2 separate regions of the Homo sapiens genome follow, and region 2 is linked to region 1. A link is a loop called in an ENCODE intact Hi-C map of the cell type or tissue named here. Cell type or tissue: CD4-positive, alpha-beta T cell. All regions are shown on one strand. Links, peaks and the distances in the headings refer to the core of each region. The heading gives the core; the rest is flanking DNA.

What was found. A loop is a pair of places that touch in the nucleus more often than their neighbours do. Peaks named below come from ENCODE experiments on the same cell type or tissue, not always from the same donor. Only the 100,000 strongest peaks of a DNase experiment are listed, where the experiment ranks them.
Region 2: it touches region 1 in a loop (2.4-fold over the local background); 10 of 110 quality-filtered maps call a loop at or near these places.

Annotation. Positions count from the first base shown.
Region 1 is chr3:16,315,153-16,323,485 of GRCh38, forward strand. It overlaps RFTN1 (raftlin, lipid raft linker 1), which reads right to left. Exons shown (of 10, transcript NM_015150.2): 9 at 8,224-8,305; 10 at 693-2,080. The coding sequence ends at 1,676. It also overlaps a transcript of OXNAD1 not described here. Among named protein-coding and RNA genes, the nearest start is that of OXNAD1, 54 kb to the left of the region's middle. In CD4-positive, alpha-beta T cell, for the core only: a CTCF peak has its summit at 4,386 (motif pointing left); a DNase peak (open chromatin) is centred at 4,349; H3K27ac peaks cover 4,165 bases.
Region 2 is chr3:16,270,384-16,278,716 of GRCh38, forward strand. OXNAD1 (oxidoreductase NAD binding domain containing 1) reads left to right here. Exons shown (of 9, transcript NM_138381.5): 3 at 562-688; 4 at 1,276-1,339. The coding sequence starts at 570. It also overlaps the pseudogene THAP5P2. Among named protein-coding and RNA genes, the nearest start is that of OXNAD1, 9.3 kb to the left of the region's middle. In CD4-positive, alpha-beta T cell, for the core only: no CTCF peak of the experiment used is centred there; no DNase peak of the experiment used is centred there.

The DNA.
Region 1 (8,333 bases), core at 316-8,315:
GTGCCCAGACTGGAGTGCAGTGGTGCAGTCTCGGCTCACTGCAATCTCTGCCTCCCAGGTTCAAGCAATTCTCCTGCCTCAGCCTCCCGAGTAGCTGAGATTACAAGCACCCGCCACCACGCCCAGCTAATTTTTGTATTTTTAGTAGAGACGGGGTTTCACCACGTTGGCCAGGCTGGTCTCGAACTCCTGACCTCAGGTGATCAGCCTGCCTCAGCCTCCCAAAGTGCTGGGATTACAGGCATGAGCCACCATGCCTGGCCTACAAATGTTTTATTTTAATAAACTTGCAAAGGGAAAAGACTTGCCTCACTAATTTAAAAAGTTATTCAGAAATAACTTGCCTCACTAATTTACTTAAAAGCTTGGAAACAATGTTTGTTAGACACTGATGTAAGGTTTTTTGCTTATTTTAAAAAGGTATTTGTCTCCACCATCCCAGAAATGGGAGGTGGCTGTACCCCTTACTTACCTGGTGGCATCTGAGTTCCACTTGCCATCTCTTTCTACAAATGACGAGAAAGCACAGCAAGCCTAGCTGGCTCTGCAGCTTTCCATGGGAACTTTGTCTTCCTCCACCACGTCATCATGCTGCCAGGAGTTAGAAACTTATAGTGAATGGGGGGTGTGGGCTGGAATCCTTTGGACATGAGGCCAGGACTGTTCCTAGTGACACGATAAACACTCAATCCTCACGGTGCACTAACTCATAGATGATTTATTGCCGTAAGTAACTAAACAAGAGAAGAGACAGGCTGTGGGTTTGGTCAAGACAATCAGCATTCCCTCTCCAAGGTTCGCCAGTTGCATCTACCTAAAGCCTTAATACTTTCTGGACGATATACACATGATAAACACAGCATACATGGGTAACAACTTGACCAATGTTACACTGATTAAAATAGCACATAACAAGGGCGCCAGCCAGTCCCGATGCCCTGAAGTGACAGAAGTAATGTGGTTTGTATGATGTGCTGAGTACAAAACCTTTAAAAACAACTTTTTGGCATTAATACTAACACAGAATACTTCCTTGAACATTCTGCAAAAGTAGGTGCAGAGACAGAATTACTTCTTCATTTCCAGATTACCAGTATCTATAGGACTATTTTGAGAAAAGCTGGGAGGCGGAGCACCTCCCCTCCCCAATGTCATTTTCTTTGTCAAAGCAGAAGAGTCGAAGGGGTTTAGGTGGAGGAGGGCAGCTGACAGGGCTCCTGGAGTTGTTAAGTCACCAAGTAGCTGCAGGGGATGGACACTGCCCCACACGATGTGGGATGAACAGCAGCCTTGGTTTGTAGCCCAGGGTGTCCATGGATTTGACCCGAATGCTCCCTGGAGGCCCTGTGGCGAGGACAGGCACTGGATGGTCCAGACCCTCTGGCTGGAGGAGTGGTGGAGCCAGGACTGGGCCTTCAGCCATGAGGGCTAGAATAACCTGACCTCTTGCATTCTAACACTGGGTCATTAATGACACCTTTCCAGTGGATGTGCAAAAACCAACACTGTCAGGAACCTGGCCCTGGGAGGGCTCAGGTGAGCTCACAAGGAGAGGTCAAGCCAAGCCAAAGGGTAGGTAACACACAACACCAGGGAAACCAGCCCCCAAACCAGCTGTTGGTAAGATGCCTTGGGTTTGGCAACTCACCTAGTTTTAGCACAAATTGCCCAAGACTCAGTTTTCTTCAACCGTACCAAGCTCTCTGACTTCCTCAGCATCCCCGTCCCTGGCATCCTCTCCAGGATTGGAGTGCCCAGTGCAAATCCCCACCAGGGCCCTGCTGTGGCTGGCAGGACCATTCTGCACAGCCTCACCCTCCACACCCACCCCACACAGCAGGCCACCAGGGGACAGCTGTTCTCCCTTGTCCTCTTGGACAGGGCCCTTCATCTCCTCGGAGACTCCACCCTCCTGCTGCTGTCCTGAAACACAGTTTCCCATGTCTCCAGCTTTGGAAGACTGGTCTTCTAAGTTCTTCTCATTTTCTTCTGCTTGTTGTTTGTCTCTGGCACTGAGTTTACCTTTTGATTTCCTCATCTGCCTGTTGTGCATTTCTTCTCTGGAGAATCGCCACTGAAACTAGAAATCAGAAAGGATGGGGATAAATAACAAGCCTCCGGGAACCCAGAGCTTCACCCAAAGCCTTGTTTGCATTCATACCCACACCATGTCTGAGTGAGACATACAATTCCCAGCATCCCCCAGCCAGGCAGTACAGGCACCAAACTTGAATCGCACACTATCACATCACACCCACCCCAAGAGCCTGCACCACACCTTCCAGGATGTGTATTTTAGATGTAGATTTCAGGTTCTGTTGGGGCAGAGCAGTATTTCTTTTGACTGGCTCTATACCAAAGGCCCACATAGGAAAGGGCTCCTAAAGTCCTATCATTTGGAGGGCCAGGATGGAGAGGAGATGTGAGGCCTGCCCCCAGTAAGAGCCAGAGCTGCAGCTACTCATTTCCATTCTGAGCAGGCTGAGGATTACCAGGCACGGGGCTGGCATTCTCTCACTAGGTCACCTGAGTAAGGCAGGGCCCAGAACATGGGGCAGACACTGTGCTGTACCGCTCAGATCCCCCCACAGGACTGGCGGGCCCGCTCCCCAGCTAGGCCGATAGCCCTTTGCTGACCACCACCTCACAGAAGGGTCACACCAGGGCAACCTACAACCAATGACTGCCCCAGGTGGGATACAACAACCCATTTCCTGATCCCAATTTGGGATAACGCAAATGCCATCCCAGCTCCAAGCCAACCTGGGGGATTGTGACTGCATCACAGCCCAAATTCTCCCTCTGCCCGCTACTGTACCGACAAGTGTTCTAAGGTAACTCCCTCTAAAAACTTCCAATCTCAGAGGCCGCTTCCCGGGGGCCCAACCTGCAACCAAGCATTTCCTGGTGTGACAGGGAAGTCAGGGGCTCAGAGTCCCAAGGTCACGCGGCCAGTAATAGAGTTGGGCAACAACCAGGGTCTCATCAAATCTCTGGAGCAAGACCACCCGAGAGCGAGCCCCAGCTCCGTCACTGACCGGCCAAGTTTCTCAATCTGAATTTCTCATCTCGGTGGCCCAGAGTGCACGTGGGGTTTTAGTTTTCAGTTCCCACCATGGCCACTTCCTTGTGCTTCAGCTGTTATCTCATTGGTTTCACCAAATACGCACTTAAATCTTAGACATTATATAATTGAGAGAAAAAGGGAGCTCTCAGTTCCTATGATTTCTTGCTGGGCTAGAGAGAGGAGCCCAGGAATGCAGTTGCACCATCAGTGGGAAATGATTTCTTAAGGCTTTAGTATGTTGTAAATCATTCTGAGCGCTTTGCTAGGAAAAACCAAAAATGTGCTATGTAAATGTTTAAAAATCTGCCATTTTTGTAGTTTTCCACGGTAGAGATCTGTTTCCTCAGATAAAACATTTGCCCAAACACAGAATTCTGAGATTTAATACATTATAGGATTCTTGGATTTAGCACCTTTTAGATAAGAATGGTAATGGAATGTTCCATTAAAGTAGAGAAACATGAGTGAAATACATGTTGAGGTTAGGATTTAACATTTATCTGGTCCTTTCCCACCCTGTATCCCCCAAAAAACCCAAATGAGTTCACTTACAATGTTGGATGGGTTTCTCCTTTGACTTCTTTTGAAATGTCTCGTACTGTAGCTGACAGACTTCCCTTAGGAGATGGGTGGAGCTTCTTCCACCCAAACTGTGAGGATCCCAATAATGGAATCACTCTGTAGGCTAAGTGGTGTCTCAGACCCACCTCCTACTTAAGCCGAGCCTGCCAGGCAGGCATCTCGAGGCTCCAAACCCACCAGAGGAGGCCCCTGATTTTAGCCCTCAGCATGACCGTGGCTGCCTCCACCAAGCCTCCATAGTTTCCAGGCACCGTGTTATGGTTCGTAACTGCTGCCCTGTGTTAGGCAGCTGCCGTTGCATTTTAATTCCAGCCCAAATGTAAGAGTCTCTCCTTTTTTTTAATGGATGTTCCAAAACAGTCAGAGCCTCTTCACATTTTATATCATTTTACGTGTTTTTAGAAAAGGACCAGTGAAGCCTACCTGTGTAGTATAGTACTCCGAGAGGCAGTTGGCTCTCAGGGAAGTCAGAGGAAGTTTTACTGTTGCCAAAAAAGTGGTGATTGTTTTGGCTAAGAGGCCTTAAGTGCTAAAATGTCAAAGCATTATAGTATGGGTTCAAATCCTAGTGCTGGCACTCATTAGCTGTCAGTCTTTAGGCAGGTTATGAATCTGAGTTTCAAGTTACTCATCTCTAAAATGGTTGTCTCTACCTCCAGGGCTGCGGTGCACACCTCCAGGGCCCCATTCATATTGTATTTGATGTGAATAGCGCCCTCTGCTGTTGTGCAGTGTACAACTGAGGACAATTCCACCACGTGCTAGACCTTCCATCTAATATGAGCCCAGATACTCTCTCCGGGGCTGCTCTTGCTAAATAACAGAGCTTCCATAGTTTCCCCTGGATGCCTGGCCACATCCAGTTTCCTGTAGAAGATCACATCTTGTTGATCTGCTGATATAATACAAAACGAGAACACAAATGGTAGAAAACAAACAACAAAAACTGTTTCAGATCCCAACAATTCAAAAAGGAGACGTCTCAGAAAGCAAGAGGAGGCCTGGACTGTGCCAGATTTCAGTTGAGCCTCTGAGGTGAGCTCTGACATCCACACCACTTAAAGGCAGGCAAGTCCAGCCTGGGGAATGGACTCCAGGTTTTGAGTAGGACCGGGGGAGTCTCTGAGCTTAACCAGCAAGCCGCAGATAAAACAGGTTGCACTGAGTTGGGGGCCTTCCCAAGCCAGAGCATCTGTGGCAGTTGGGTGTGTCACCAAATCCAATTAGCCGCCCAATTCAGAAATAACTGTCTAAAAGAAAAAAAGAAATCCTTCACTTTACAGCAGTGTGTGTCCAGAGTTCCATGTCAGCAGGAGCCAATGGATTTAATTTGCACATTTTAAAAACTGCCCATGATGTGTCCACTTCAAGTAGTTTAGCTGGAAGGAAGTCTTCCCGAGTTGTAGAAATCACCTACTCCCTTTGAAGAAGTTTAATATTTGCCTTGAAAATCACACGCACGTACACAGAGGTTTCTTTCCAATGCTGAAAAGTCCTGATTAGAAAAATCTATCCATGTTGCTGATTAAAAGAAGACTAAATATGCCACATCCTCGGTGTGCCAATCTTGCAGTTTCTTTTCTTAAGTTTTAATGCTAGACATACTATGTGTGTCCTCGCTAAGAAGCTGATTACTCATTCATTGATTCGACAAGTATCTGTTGAGCACCAACTAAAATCTGGGTACACAACACAGGAAAAAGGTCTTTGCTCTTGTGGAGACTATGTCTGACTCTGCCTGGGAAGGATAAAATAATGATCACAAATAACTAAAAGCCCAAAGGAGAGCTCTGAAGGAGAAGAACGTGGTTCTTTTCCAGGGTAGTACAAAGGAGTCTGGTTTGGTATAAAAGGAGACAGCACTGTTCTGAGAAAAGGATGCTCGAGTAGAGCTAGAAAGGAGGAGAATGTCCTTGGCAGAGGGGACACGGAAGAACTGGAGGCCACAGAGGAGCTGGAGGCCACAGAGAATGGGAGGCTGGCAGAGGAGGTAAGAGGGACCAGATCCCTTGGGGCCTTGAGGGCCACAGTACTGATTTCCATCTTTGTCTTCAGAGTCATACAAAACTAGAACTCCTTTGAGCAGTGGGATGACAGGATTCAAGTTCCCTTTTTAACAGATCACTTGGGCTCTGAATAGGGAACCTATTTGAAGGGGATATCTATTATTAGGAGATTAGAATAGCTGAGGCGAGTGATGGTAGAGAGAAGTGGAGGGATTCCAGAGCCTCCGGGACCTAACACAGATGGGTCTTAAGGATAGATTGAATATAGGGGAAGGAGAGGGGAGGGTCAGCAGGGATAGCCCCTAAGGTGCAATGCCATTCCTCTAGATAGGGTGGCGGTTGGCCAGGTGGGCGAGGTATGGGGAGGGGGACAGTCATAGGTTTCCTCGAGCCACAGGATGGATGGAGCTGGAGTCTTGGGGTGCAGTGAGGGCTGAAAATGCAGGCGGAATGGTCATTGGCACAGAGGTGGTGAAGGAGATTTTCTAAGGAAGAGGCAAGAGTGAAGGGAGAAATGGGGCTGGGTCTGAACCCTGAGGAACTTAGTGGGAAACCAGGAGAATGAGGTGGGAAAGAACCAAGAGAAAAGCTGCTTCAGGGAGTGGGGGTGGTCCCAACATCCGGGCTGCAAGAGCTCAGGCATGATGAGGACTAGATGGAGTGACTCTCGGTCACCAGGGGACACAGGCCTGTGGGAGTAGGACGCTGACCCTTGTCAGCTGAGGAGTGAGGAGGGGACACCCAGTGCAGAAGATTCTTCCAAGGAGTCTGGCTGTGAAGCCCCCCTCTCTGGAGGACTCCCATCTGTGAGGTGACCCAGAGGGTCTTGTGTAGAACAAGTGCTCCACACCAGTCACCTACAGTCTTGGAATGAGGCAGGAAATAATTAGGTACATGGAAAGAGAAAGCAGTCCACCCAGATGAGTACAGCTGCTTGGGATTAGAAGTTTTTACTGACTGAAAAAACAGTGGGTCCCATCCTCTCTGAATTTTCCCTGAGGAGAGTCAGTTCAACCTTATTACAGCAGCTTTTACAAATCTATCTCTAAAGTCTCCCTGCCGACTCAAGTTTCCACTGACTTGTCCCCCTGCATGCGATGCCATGACCTTCACACCAACATCCAACCACATGTCTCTCCTTTGGAATCTGTGTGCCCCACCACCAGGAACCTGTTAGGCAAAGGTGGCACCATCTCCCTCTGTAAGGCTGCAGCGGGTGTCTGTCAGCATCTGACAGGGGCCCTTTGCGTGCTGTGTGTTGAATGTTGCACTTGCTGAATGCATGCAGTTCCCGTGAGCCTGTGGCTGAGCTGAAACTGACAGCGCTCTGCAGCCGATCCATCTTCCAGCTGGTGGCTGCCTGCTCCTGGTGGTTGATGGTGGGCTGGCAGTTCCCTTCTGGTCCATTGTGCCGTCACCTGTCACATTACACCTTCAGAGCCTGGAGAAAGACCTTCCTCCACACTCCAGCCCATCTGGCTTCAAGTCACCATTGCTTTGGCACTCCTTCCACAAGTGGGCTCCCCCTGGAGTTGTTGGCTGGTGAGGGGCTGCTCCAATCTGTTCATTTACTTGATGCTCCTTCCCAGGGCTCTGTGTCCAAAGAACATGAGGAACCAAGCGTGAGGAATGCAGGAGTGATGCCAGGAGTGAGGAGCCGAGCAGGTCAGGCAGGCCCTGCCGAGAATGTGGCCTCAGCCATCAAAGGTGCAGTGAGCTGAATCCAGGTGATGCCTGACTCAGGCTTTGGTGTGTCCACTCGACTCACTGGCCTCTTCCCCAGCAACTGGTGAAAATGTCCTCAGGAAAAGCACCACAGGCTGCTCAGGGTGGGGTGGGAAGCATCAGAATCATCTGGCACAAGGGTTGCCGACACTTGCACCTCGTACAGCCCTTGTGCTCAACCTTCAGGAATCACAGAGAAGACTCTCTGAGAAGGCCAGTCTCTGTGCGACTGTTTCTAGGGTAGTTCAGAGTCCGGAGAGGGGGAAAAGGGCCCTGGGGATCTCTTGAGGACAGCCTGGCCTGAGGACTTGCTGCCACAGGCTACAGCTAGCATCACCAGCTGTCACACAGAGGCCTTTGGGTCTAGGCCTGTCATGAAGAAATTTTGGCAGGGTCTCTGCTTAGATCCCCACACTTTTAATGTCCTAAGGAATCTTAACAGGGCAGGCCAGAGCTCCAACTAGCTGATAATGAGATTAAGACACAAAGAAACTGGCCATGAGCTCGAGCCATCCCCACCCCATGGTCAGGCTGCAGCTGACTTCGTGCCCTTCTTTTCATCCTAGTGGGAATATCTAGCAGGCTGAAGCCTCCAGAAGAGCCTCTCTCCTCCATCCTTCTGGCCGGCCCAGCAGGACGATGGCAGACAAGGCCCTCCAGTCCCCTCAGCTGTCCCGTTTTAGCAGCCTGAGATGTGATTCGGGTTGCCAGGGGCTCAGGTGTTCCTTGGGCTCTGCGAGCCCTTGGAAGCTGGAGCAGGCTGCCCCCTCAAATGCTGCAGAAAATCCACTGAAGATGAAGCCCTGCTGAGGAAAACCTAGGAAGGCCATCAAAGTCTCTTACCTTCGATTCCTTCTTCTTGATTTTCTGAGGTAGACAAGGTCTCTGAAGAAAGACAATCTGCTTGGTGGATACACTCCCCTCGCTGTAACACACGGAGCTGAGAATGAGCC
Region 2 (8,333 bases), core at 252-8,251, 45 kb before region 1:
TTACTGTGTGAATGTATCACAGTTACCTTATCTCCTGTAGTAATGGCATTTGGATAGTTTCCAGTTTGGGCTATTAGGAATAGTGTTATTATTTTCTGTTTTGGTTTTTTAATATCTGGAAACCTTAAGCTTCTTGTTTGGGAACCGTTGTAAATTTATCTTCCTCTTACACTTAACAAGAAATATAAAAGACTTATGCAGTACTCTTCAGGTAGAATACAATTATCAGGAAGTTATAAAATCTCCCCTCTTCTATAATAGCATAAGATTAGTCATGTGAACTTGGCCAGAGATTTTAGAAAGTGATAGAGAACATGAATATTTGATAATACCAAAAATTACATACTTATATACATAATTGTGGAGATACCTTGAGTCAACTCTAAATAGTGGCAGAAATTTTGTCAAGGTGAAGTTAGGCTCTTGGCTGCTTTGGTGGTAACTTGACTCATAATAGCACCAACAGAAATCCACACTCTTCCTCACTGACCCTCTAAAATAGTCTGATATTTCCCCACTTTTAAAAAAACAATTTGAAATTTCAGTTTTCTGTTTGCCCAGAAAGCGCCATGGCCTGTGCTGCTGTTATGATTCCTGGGTTGTTGCGGTGCTCTGTTGGAGCCATCCGTATTGAGGCTGCGTCACTGAGATTGACACTCAGCACTTTGCGCCACCTTACTCTAACCAGGTGAGTCATTAAGACTTCTGTGTCATTTGAAGTTAATTTTCAAAGAGACCCGACCTGCTGATGGTTGTGGGAGGCATATCAAACTCCCGGAAAGGTAACACCTTAGCTTCAATGTGCATGCTGTCAGGTTGTTAACCGTTTTTTTTGTCTGAGATGGAGTCTTGCTCCGTCGCCTGGGCTGGAGTGCAGTGGCACGATCTTAGCTCACTGCAACCTCCACCTCCTGGATTCAAGTGATTCTCCTGTCTTAGCCTCCCGAGTAGCTGGGATTACAGGCGTGCACCACCACACCTAGCTAATTTTTGTATTTTTGGTAGAGAAAGGCTTTCTCCATGTTGGCCAGGCTGGTCTCGTACTCCTGACGTCAGATGATCTGCCTGCCTCGGCCTCCCAAAGTGCTGAGATTACAGGCATGAGCCACCATGCCCGGCCAAAACTTTAGTTAGACGGGCAGATACTCACTGGCCATTTTATAGGATCTGTAATGTTACACTGTATTTAGGATAACCATGATATTTCAGGAAAAACTAATTTTATTATTTTTATGAGGATAATATGTAATAACCTAATTTTACTTTCTATTAAAGCATAATGAAATCCAAAAGGAAAACTGATCACATGGAGAGAACTGCAAGTGTCCTTCGACGGGAGGTTTGTATCTTTGGGGTATGACAGGTTTTTCCAGCTAGACCGTTTACATGTGGTTATGACTGGCTTATGGGTAAAGCATTAGATGAGTCTGGTCCTTTTGAAGGAGAGTTGGGAAGTTTGTTATTTTTCTATTTAGAAATTTTCTGAGCAGGACATTTGATATCTGATTTGAAAAGATGACAGATACTCAAATTTTTCCCTTTAAACTTGGAATGAATGGATTACCTTTTGATGAAGCAAGTAGAGCAGCAACTGAGGGAGCCATCCTCACAGGTATGATGTTTAGGGTTATGTTTTAGCACTAGAACTTCCTTTAAAGCCTACATTTTATGAATAGCTTACCTTTCTCTGTTTTTTTGTGTGGGGTCTTTTTTTTTTTTTTGCGTCACATCTCAAAGTTCTTGTTCTCATTCCTGCTTTAGAGCAACTTATTTCATCAAGGGAGAAAGCACTAACATCTGAGAAAGGAAAGTGGACGAGCTCTTGTTACCCTTCTAATGTACAGATTTTTTCCACCATATTCAGACTATAGAAAGCTAATCTACCACCTGAAGGGGTGTCAAGGGCTGAGAAATAAAGGATCCTCACCCTTTACCTCAGTGAGTAACCCCATTTTTGTTTAAAAACATAAATCGGATATTTGATTTTGCTTTTTTGAATGTTTATCACTTACTCAGATATATTTAGCTTAGTGTTATAAGTATATGTAAGCTAACAATAAAAAAACTATTTCATGTAAAGAAGGATTATATACTTCTACAAACATGGGCAGAAATTATATTGTCTCATTTAAATTTATCTATTAATAGAAGGATACACTTTAATGTAAAGGCATATTGTTTAGGCCCTACTTTTAAGGCTAACTTCTTTCAGAAAGTTACTTTGGGACTAAGGGTAATGTGTTTGTTGATTCAGCTTAAAGTTCTTTTTTTTTTTTTTTTTTTTGAGAAGTCTGTAAAATTAGTTTAGCATAGTAGATTTAGGAGCTTGTGGGGAAGTACACTTTTTCCAATAATAAATCTGAAAATACTTTTTTTTTGGTTTGTTCAAGTGACCAAAAATGCTGATTCTGTAAATGTGAGACTTGTTAGGATTTCTTTTTATAAAATGAAGGCCTTGCAAATTATGAAAAAAAAAAGTGATTTATCTTACAGGCTCTTTCCTGTTGTATTTTGAGGCTGGTAGAATTAGAGCAGAGGTTGAAAATCTTTCCCTAGAAGGCCAGATAGTAAATACTTTAGATTTTTTGGGCCGTGCTGTCTTAATTACAACTTCTAATCTTTGATTTTATAATGTGAAAAGAGCCATAGACAGTATGTATACAAATTTCATTTACCAAACACCCAGATTTGGCCTGCAGGTAATAATTTGCTAGTCCCTGAATTAGAGTATTCATTTCAGAATTTTATTTTACAAGACCAATTAATTTTAATAGCCTGCAGAAACTAAGTGAAATATAAGCAAAAAAGAATCATCAAGCATTTACAAACAATTAGTATATTATTTACTGTTTAGCGTCAACTGATATTTACTGAGCACCTCCTGTTTTCCAGGACCAAAAACTTGTTTCTTACCTTACAGAATTCTCAAAACTATGCCGTAAGATACATAATAATATTTTAAGACAGGTAAGATAGATAGATAGTTAATAGTATTTTCTTGTTTTTTTTTTTTTTTTTTGAGACAGAGTCTTGCTCTGTCACCCAGGCTGGAGTGCAGTGGGTACAGGGGTACAGTCATGGCTCACAGCAGCTTCTGTCTCCCAAGCTCGACTGATCCTCCTGCCTAAGCCTCCTGATTAGCGAGGACTACAGGCACACTATTGTGCTCAGCTAATTTTTAATTTTTTGTAAAGATGGTCTTGCTGTGTTGCCCAGGCTGGTCTTGAACTCCTGGCCTCAAGTGATCCCTTCTCTTTGGCCTCCCAAAGTGCTGGGATTACAGGCATGAGCCACCACACCTGGCCAGTATTTTCTTTTTAACAGATGAAAAGACTAAGAATCGGACTAATAGGAACTTGCACAGCATCCATCATAGGCATTAACATACTTAATTATGTTGACTGCCAATTCTAAGGAAACATATCTATTTCTCACATTTTTATTGTTACCACAAAGTCTTTTACATTTTTCAAATTTGTGTGGATATAAACAGTATTTTTATTTATATCACCATCATTTCTGTTTCCTAATAAAAGACCTTTATCTCCCTAAGGTTATCACCACTTATCTATAATTTCTTGCTTATTAATTTTAATAAAATATACATAAGTGGGAATGTACAGTATTCAGTATTCTGTGGTTTACAAATGAGGCAGGCACATACTTTAAAGGTTACACCTATTAAGAAATAGATGCTAATGGCACGTCTCTCTCTGAGTACGCTCACACTCCCTTTTGTTGGGTGTGTGCTTTCCCCCTTCCAATAAATCACTGTACTATCACTAAAAAAAAAAAAAAAAACAAAAGATATCAACTATGATTTCTAAAATATACTTAAATATATTTAAAATTAACCTCATTAAAATTTTTGGTTTATAAATATAACTATAACTACAGTATGTTAAGCTTAAATGACTATGTATTATGATGGTTAGTGACATATAAAGTACTGATATACATATTCTTTCAAGTTTGAAGTACCTCACCTGAGAACTCGGCTAAGGGGCAGTTCCTTAGTTTGGTTCCACTGGAATAAAATTATAAAAGGTGTATTTTCCTTTATGTAACAGATACATAACTATAGCCAAAAGGTCAGGCAACACAGAATTCAGTAAATACTGAGGATAATGCAATAGTTAATGTCAAATTCTAGCCAACTTCTAGTATTATGAAAGTATGTCTAATCTTAGGGAAAACCTGTTCTAACAAAATTATCTTAAGAAAAAGGGAAAGAACTATAAAGAAACAGACTATTAGAGATCTAGTAAATATTTTATAGATTAGGGACTGAGCTTCAGTCTTGATAAGTAACTTGCCCAAGCCATATATGCCAGTGGTGAAACCAGGACTGATTGCTGAACCTGACGTCTGTTTCAGGTTCTTTTGAACATGCCCTTGTTCTTTCATGTTATGACCGAATCGTACCATTTATTCACCGAATTTTAACTTTAATTTGGAAAATTATCAACTAATAAAACTTTTTCTCTTCAGCACAACTCTCTAGTTTTTCTAAAAATGAGCATTTTAAGAACAGGATACAGTTGATAACATTAGAGCACTCTCATAGTTCCTTAAGATCAGAACTTTATACAGGAAAAAGTTCCCTTTACATAAAGTTTGATTTGGCTGGAGAAAGCTTATAAAACAGTCATAGCTTTAAAGCCTTTTTACTCTGTATCATAGTGACATCCCCTGTTGTAAAACAGTTTTTTATCATCTGACATTTTCTTCAGATAGCCAGTTTTCCTGCTTTGGCTGTCTTATAAGAACTTCCAAAGACTTCAGTCTACCTATAGTTTGTTGTTTGTAGGTCAGGAAGAGTTATCTTAGAATGTAGCTTACAGACTTTCTGCCAAAAATGTTCTTTAGTTGTGTCTTGTCTGCAGTAAGAATGTTCAATTTGTGGTCAAGCGCAGTGGCTCGTGTCTGTAATCCCAGCACTTTGGGAGGCTGAAACAGGAGGATCACTTGAGACCAGGAGTTTAAGACCAGCTTGGGCAACATAGCAAGACCCAGTCTCTGCAAAAAGTTAAAATTAGCTGGACATGGCGGTGTGCTTGTAGTCCTGGCTACTCAGGAGGCTGAGGCAGGAGGATCACTTGAACCCAGGAGTTCAAGGTTACTAACGTAAGCTATTATGGTGCCACTGCACTCCAGCCTGTGTGGCAGAGCAAGACCCTGTCTCTTTAAAAAAGAAAAGAAAAGAAAAGAATCTTCCATAGTTTACATCCTTATGTAAGGAGTCTTCAATGTCTATGTCTTCCATTTCCCTGGTTTCTTTTTGGGCAGATATAAAAGAATTAACTACGGGTTTAGAAAAATGGCAATAATAGATTATTTATTTGTGTTTAATTCTTCAACTGTTTGATTAATTGTGCTAAATAAGAATGAATTATCCTGTGCTGACCTGATTTTCATGGAATATTTGTAAAATTTGGATTAGCAAGATGATTGGTAGTTATTTCAAGCACTTCTTGGGTTTCCAAAGACTGTTGAATACCTTCTGAATTTGAAATTATCAAAGTAATAGTTGTAAAATTTAGATACTCAAAAGATGTGTGAAAAGCACCTATATCCATATTTTAGTTAACTGATGTTTCCAACGTAGATTCTGGTTTCCTAGTTAATCTTGTTTAACTAGTTTAAGAGTTAACATGTATTTTGACTTGAACCTGGGAGGCAGAGGTTGCAGTGAGCCAAGATTGCGCTACTGCACTCTAGCCTGGGCAACAGAGTAAGACTCTGTCTCAAAAAGAAAAGAGTTAACAAGTATTTTGTATACTTCTTGGTTTTAGAAGCCAGTGGCTTCACCAAGGCAGATGAATCAAGTAATTGCGTGTTCAGGGAGCACATCTGTGTTAACTATATTTTTCTTTGCCTCATTTAATACAAGTGATTTTTCTGATTTGGCTTTTAGGCATACTTTTTTCTCATCTTCCAATTGTTTCTTCTGTGAATTTTTTTTTTTTTTAAGAAGGATCTTTTACTTGATTGTCTTCAGGCAGAGGAAAAAGTTGTTGGAACTGTACTTTGTTTTAAATATCAAATCCCCCGTCTGATGTCAAGAGAGTCAGGAGTGAAATGGTCACTACATAGTAACTGGTATTTACTAGAAACCCATCAATCTTGCTATTTTTTTTTTTTTTTTTTACCACTTTTCAAGTGTTTCTTTGTCATTTAGAGGAAATGGGTAAAAACTCAGCTTCTGGTCTTTGTTTTTTTTGTTCCTGGCGATTTGTAGAGTAAATCGCTGTCCTGTATAGCTGAGTTTCACTTGTATGAGGTCCTGGGAGACCCGGGGCCAGCAAAAGGTGCAAGGCGGCCCTTCTTCCATTTCAGAATTTTATAGGACAAAATTATTGGGACTTTTGGGGGTTATTTTGAGCCAAATTTAGGTAAACTACAAAGAAAGTTAATGCAAACTCTTGAGAATTTTAGTGCCCACAAGTCAGAAAATTACAGGAAAATCCAATCATGGTACTACCTTTCAGGAAATTTTTAGTTGCATCTCTTCTCCTCTTCTGTTTCTTTTTCTTTCTTTCTTTTTTTTTTTTTTTGAGACAGAGTCTCTTTCTTGTTGCACAGGCTAAAAGCGCAATGGTGCGATCTTGGCTCACTGCAACCTCTGCCTCCCGGGTTCAAGTGACTCTCCTGCCTCAGCCTCCCCAGTAGCTGGGATTACAGGCGCCTGCCACCATGCCCGGCTAACTTTTTTTTGTATTTTTAGTAGAGACGGGGTTTCACTGTGTTGGCCAGGCTTGTCTTGAACTCCTGACCTCATGATCTGCCCTCCTCGGCCTCCCAAAGTGCTGGGATTACAGGCATGAGCCACAGCTCCTGGCCCTCCTCTTCTGTTTCTAATTTCCCCTCTTCTCCCATACAGAATGAGAACTGCGAAGAGTTGGGAGGAACTGGAGAAAGCTAGATGGTATCTGGCTTTCTCAGCAGTATATGGTCATTAGGAACTTGCCCCAATCTCCAGAGGGTGCTCCTAGCCATAGAGTAGGGGCTGGACCCTGGACTCGTTGAAATGAATGGCACCTCAGGTTTGGCCATAACAGAACTGGATCAGCTTCTTATAGTCTCGTCTTCCATTCTTGCCTTTAATTTGTATAGTGAGTATACTTTACACATGTTATTTGCTCTTCAGTTCAAGTCCATGAGGTAGCCTAAGGATACGATGCCATCTGGATTTTACAAAGAGGAAGCAGGGCCTAGGACATGTCTCTCAGTGACGAAAGGAAGCTCCAGCTCAGAATTCCTAGCTAAAGGACTGTGTTGCTACTCTTGGAGTCGACAGGAAATGGAATACTCACCCAGAAATGTTCTTTTGGTTTTGGGCATGTATTTCCTCTGGAAAGTTTACTGAATGACCATTTATGATGTTTATGCTTCTTACTTGGGACTGTAACTGTAAGTAGTCTGAGATTGTGCTGATGGAGGAAACTGAACTCTGAATTGAATTACATTGGAATGTTTGTGTTCAAGTTTTATTCATTTTATTCTTAAGAATCAAAAGAATAAGCAGTCTGAGTAACCCTAGAAATGTCAAGGAGATAAAGATAGAAATACTGTAATGCAGTAAAGATTGTTCAGGCAAGACAAATTTTACTGGAGGGGGTCATTCCGTGCTTGGCCTCTACAGACTGTTGGCCTACTGAGCAATATATGCTCTGTTCATCAGTTTGTTGGGAGAGTTTGGCAGTGAAAGAATTTCTTAAATTACTAATTCATATGCATTCATTTGTTCATTTGGAAATGTGCCAGACCCTGGGCCAGATCCTGGGGTTACAGCATTGAAAATGATAGATAAGCTCCTATCCTCAGATTTTAATGGGACTCTGATCAGAAGACTTTATGCACCTAATTGATTTTGGAAATCTTTCTAATTCTTTTTCTATTGTACTAGTTTGCTTTTAGAAGCCTGTGTCTTTTCCTACAGTATCTTATGTGTATGTTGCCTTTTTGTTTACAAAGCACCAGATTATACAACAGATTGGTACTTGATTCTCACAACCATTCTGGGAGGGACATGTAGGGATTTTAATTTCTATTTCACAGATGAGGGGATTAAGAATCAAAGATTTAGGTAGGATGACCCTGCTTCCTCATTTGCCTGAAATAGTCCTGGTTTATGCCTCTCGTTCCTGGTGTAATAGCACTCACTTTCACTCTCAAAATTATTCTGTCTTGAATGATAAATTATATTGTTGTCCTAAGTTTAAAGGACTTGTTCAAGGGACAAGGACTCAGTCCTTGAACTCAGATCTTTGATAATAAAATCAGCTTTCCTTTATGTTACAGCAGAATATGACACTCTGTTTAGACGGACA